2 separate regions of the Mus musculus genome follow, and region 2 is linked to region 1. A link is a loop called in an ENCODE intact Hi-C map of the cell type or tissue named here. Cell type or tissue: heart. All regions are shown on one strand.

What was found. A loop is a pair of places that touch in the nucleus more often than their neighbours do. Peaks named below come from ENCODE experiments on the same cell type or tissue, not always from the same donor. Only the 100,000 strongest peaks of a DNase experiment are listed, where the experiment ranks them.
Region 2: it touches region 1 in a loop (2.7-fold over the local background); 9 of 42 quality-filtered maps call a loop at or near these places.

The regions. Positions count from the first base shown.
Region 1 is chr4:45,854,986-45,857,485 of GRCm38, forward strand. The region is part of intron 1 of Stra6l (STRA6-like); the gene reads left to right. Among named protein-coding and RNA genes, the nearest start is that of Stra6l, 7.3 kb to the left of the region's middle. In heart, a CTCF peak has its summit at 989; no DNase peak of the experiment used is centred here; H3K27me3 peaks cover 690 bases.
Region 2 is chr4:45,787,927-45,790,426 of GRCm38, forward strand. No RefSeq gene overlaps it. Among named protein-coding and RNA genes, the nearest start is that of Aldh1b1, 9.8 kb to the right of the region's middle. In heart, no CTCF peak of the experiment used is centred here; DNase peaks (open chromatin) are centred at 1,505 and 1,815; H3K27ac peaks cover 2,351 bases; H3K27me3 peaks cover 332 bases.

The DNA.
Region 1 (2,500 bases):
CAATTCCCAGCACCCCACATGGTGGCTTGTAACCATCCTTCAACTTCAGTTCTGGGGACCTGACCCTCCTCTGGCCTCTGCTGGCATCAGGCAGGCACACATACAGGCAGGCAAAGCACCAATCTACATTAAATACATACATACATACATACATACACACACACACACACACACACACACACACACACACACACACACACACACACCAGGTCACTTGCCAATTTTGAATTCTAAGTATTTTTGAAATCCCTCTTTTTTTCCAATAGCAGCTTAGTTACCAATCTTTAGATGCCACTCACTAGTCCTGTAGCCTCTCTTTTTATATTGACTTCATTTTCTTTCTCTTCCTGGTCATTGTTCAAGTGATTTTTTTTTTTTCTTTCATGTAGCTTTTTACTGTGGTGGCTTGTGTTCAGCCATCCCCTGCTGGTGTTCTGCCACTGGATCGTGACCACGCTCAGCTAGGAGTTCATTTCTACTCCTAAACTGCAGAGGGAGGAGACAAGAGTCTACATTCCCACACCGCGGGAGACACAGCCACACAGTTTTATTTCTCTCTGTCCTCCGTTTGGATTTTGTTTGGGGCTTAAGTTATTGCCGGCTCAGACATCCTATTCTATAAAGTTCAGACAACCAATTTCAAGGTACTTACCTGGCGATGGAGCACGATGGCACATTCTTCTATTCCTGTTGCTTTTAAACCCTTCTTCATGGGTTCCTTTTTATTACCTGAGAATTTTTATAGTGAAAAATTTTATTACCTGAGCGTGTTTGTAATGGAAAATAATTTTCAGTTCTTGTGTTTATACATATGCATTGACTACATTATTAAATGAAATATTACACGCGAAAGCATTTGGTATTTATATATTTAAAATAAATATTTACATATTCAAATCCCCAGAGCTGAGGGATAGCAGTGTGTTCTGCCAATCCCTTGGCAGTCCTCTTCCTCTGATTTTTTTTCCTTGGAGAGCTCGCCCCCTAGCGTTCACTCATGAGAGGACCGGTGTTCCCTCCACACCCTTGGGAGCGAGGTTCATTGAGGTTCCTGGCTTTCTCGGGGCAGTTTTTCCTTCAGTGTCCTGTGTTTTAAATGGGTGCTCATGTGGAGAATTCCATGACCCTGTGCCGTGAGCCTGGCTGTAACTGATGCCAAGGGCTGGTTTTCAGTGGGGAGAGGAGGAGGAGAGCGTTCTGCCAGCTGGGGCCCTTCAGTGGCTGACCCCAAGTGCTACATCTGGTCTGGCCATTGCCCTTCTCTCTGTGACCCATGCATCATACTCCTGGAGAGGCAAATAGATGGTAAGGGCTGGGAGTGTGTGTGTGCGCGTGCGCACACGCGTGCGCGCGTACACGTTATTGTGACCATGTGGAAGTCAGAGGACGACTTGCAGGAGTTCCTTCTCTTCTTTCACCATATGGACCCTGGGGTTTGAACTCAGGTTGTTAGGCTTGGTGGCAAGCCCCTTTCCCAGCTGAATATCTCAATGGCCCTGCTCTTGCTCCCTGAGTGGGTGTGAAGCTTGTTCCATGAGGTCCTGTTGTCTACTCTACGGTCCTGCTGATCTTTTCTCTTTGATCTTGTCTCAGCTCTCTGACAATTCCCTTTTGCTTTCAAGTATGGCTTCTTCCCTTCCCTTTCTTTCTTTCTTTCTTTCTTTCTTTCTTTCTTTCTTTCTTTCTTTCTTCCTATCTTCCTTCCTTCCTTCCTTCTTTCCTTCCTTCCTTCCTTTCTTTCCTACATGTAAGGTTTTGTATGGGATGGAAAGACTGATGTTTTGTTGTTTTGTTTTAAAATTTATTTCATTTTATGTATGTGAGTGCACTATAGCTGTCTTTAGACACACCAGAAGAAGGCATCAGATCCCATTACAGATGGTTGTGAGCCACTATGTGGCTGCTGTGAATTGAACTCAGGAACTCTGGAAGAGAAGTCAGTGTTCTTAACTGCTGAGCCATCTCTCCAGTCCACTCTTTTTTTTTTTTTTTTTTTTGGTTTCTTTGAGACAGGGTTTCTCTGTGTAGCCCTGGCTGTCCTGGAACTCACTCTCTAGACCAGGCTGGCCTCGAACTCAGAAATCTGCCTGCCTCTGCCTCCCAAGTGCTGGGATTAAAGGTGTGTACCACCACTGCCTAGCCCACTCTTACATTCTTAAGAGCCAAATCCTGTCTTACCTTTTCTGGACATTTCAGATCTGTGATGAGACACAAGCACAGGCTGCTAGGAGTTTAAAGAGTTCCAGGGGATAGATGTGAGTGTTTCTGCTCTCCACTGAGACCTCTGAGCGAACAGGGGTCACTGCTTGTGAGATGGATGCTGAGGAGATGGCTGGCTGGGTGTGCTGGAGTCAAGAATGCAAGAGCTGAAGTCAGAGAAGTGATGGAGTGGTGGTGGCCATGGTGGTGCCATGGAGTTAGTGTAGCAGGAACAAGGTGTGATGGAGCCTAGGAAAGAGGGGGTCCCTTGTTAGGGAAAATGTCCCTGTGTTTCTGACTT
Region 2 (2,500 bases), 67 kb before region 1:
CCCCACCCTTGAGTGGTGGTCAGTCTTGTCAACTTGATGGGACTTAAAATCACCTTGGAAGCAAAATCTCTGGGCATGCCTGTGAGAGGCTTTCTAGATTAGGTTAACTGAGATGGGAAGATTCACCCTAAATGCCGGTGTGAACCAGAGAGAGAGAGTGGACTGAGGATCATCTGCCTCCGCCTCTGCTTCCCCGACTTGCAGCTACAATGTGACCACTCTTCTCAAGCTCCAGTGGCTACACTTGTTTCCCTGATGTATCACCACGCCCACCCCCATCACGCTGTGAAGCAGAAGACACCATTCCTTCCTGAAGTTGCTTTTGTTGGGGTATTTTGTCACAGCAGCAGGAAAAGTCGCTAATTCACTGGGCCTCAGACTCTACATCTCCACCGTGGTAGGGTCGGGCCAGAAGATCTCACGGCCCCTTGTTCCTGGATCCACTTCTGAATCTACAAGGCTATGGGGTCTGTCATCATGAGACTCCTTTAGGGACAGTGTCTCTCCTGGTGAACCCACCTATCCCGGGAGCCTGGCAGTGGGATTTGATGAGGTGACACTCAGCACTAGGTCAGCGGTCTCCATAGCTTTCCTGGCACTTCTAAAGTGTGGCGGGCAGTACCGAGCGCCTGAGGTACAACTCAGGAACTATCTCCTCTGTGGTCTTCAGTGTCCTTGGCTAGCTGAAGCTGGTAACCCTGGTCCTCACAGCAGAGTAGAAAGATCTTTGGCAACACTTCCTCTGTGTCTACAGAAATGGAAGTCCCAGTGTTTGGGCTACCGCGAATAAAGACCACTAAAGTGGTCAGCCTTCCTTATGGCTATATGGAGACTGTAATGAAGTTCTGGCTGATGAGCACTAAGTAAGAGTGTCTGGGCCATACTTAGTGGTGAGGTCTCCTTTTGCTGGCTTCCCACCCCTCCTGCATCCTGTCTCGGGGGAGGTGAGTATAGCAGCTGTTCTGGATCGTGAAGACAGTGCCCGTGACTAAGGACAACAGCACAGGAAGCAGAAGAGGGGACATATGTTTTCTAATCACTCATCTGTGGCTTCTGCCACTTATGCCTGCTTTGGACTTATTTCAATAAATCATTCCCGTCTGAAGTGAGCCGTGGCTACCGGGCTCTCTGATACTTAGAGATGACCCCAACCCTCAACTCCTACCAGTGTGACCCCAAGCCCCTCAGTTCGACATATCAGACCTTTCATGATCTCCTTTTTACTATCCCAGCCTAGGCACTCTCTCTTCCAAGCCTCTAAGCTCCCTCCTCCCTCTGGCCCTCTGGGTAGCTCTGTCTTCTCCCCCATTGAATTTTCCAGACTCAGTTGCAGCCTCCCTTCCTACAGAAAGCCTTCTCCCTGACTGTGCCAGGTTCCGTTTTAGTGGTTTTGGTCTCACTTCCCAGTTCTCTGCTCTCTTGGCACCACTGGGCTTTCTCACCCAGGGAAAGAAACCTGCTGATTTCCATGTCTGTCTGCCTCCTAATCTGTGAGCCACCTGAGGACGGGCTCCATCTCCGCACAGCCAAGGCCTGGCTTGGGGCCCAGCGTAGACACGAGAGCAGTCGTAGGCGCTTTGGGAAGGAAGGTACAGGGATGGCAGATGCTTGCTAATTTGGAAGCTGCTGGGTCTGGTAGGGGATGGACTGAAGAGACAGTCTTTGAACCAGAAGGAGCTAGTTGGATGCAATGGAGGGGAAGGACGTTCTGAGCTGCCACTTGCGGCTTTCGCTGTCACCTCCACTTCAGCTCTGCTGGATCCAAAAAGCCCTGGGAATGTCATTAGAGATAGAGCAGCCTTTCAGGCCAGCTCAATCAGCAGATGTGTGAAGAGAGATACGCTGGATCCCTGCCAACACTTTGTACTTCAACCATGGCCCTAACAGCCCTGATAACAGGATGGGAAAGTCAACCGACTGGGTTTCACAAACAGCAGATGTACAGGGTTCAAGGTGTCTGACCTCAGGGCTCAGCCTGCAATGAACATTTGTTAACAGCTTCATTTTGCTGGGCCCCGGGGCCTCTGGTGGCCCTTTGTCCCTTGTTTTCACAGTGATAGAGAAACTGGAGAGAGAGGCTGCTTGTGGGGACCAGGGCCCATGCTCTGACATCCAGCTGCCCACCCTTTATACCACCTCTGTCTATTCAGCCATTGCTACTCAATATCTTATTTTGGATTTAAATAATGACTGGACACTCCCACCCCCAAGCACAACCATAGACTCATAAAAGTAACAGATCTGTTGTGATTATAAAAAGATAAAGAGGTCTAAGAGTATGTTCTATGGGGGTGTGGTAAGGTGTGGGGGAAGGGGGTGCCTCAGCGGGCCCATGCCGAGGCATCCCTTCCCACTGAGGGACCAGTCACCAGATGGTAGAGTATAGAATAGAGTTTATTTAGGGCATGGGGAGGGGAGTTGAGAGGGTAGTAGAGGCAGAGAGGGAGAGAGAGTAGAGAAGTAGAGGCTGGCCATGACCATGTGGAGAAAGGGGGAAGAG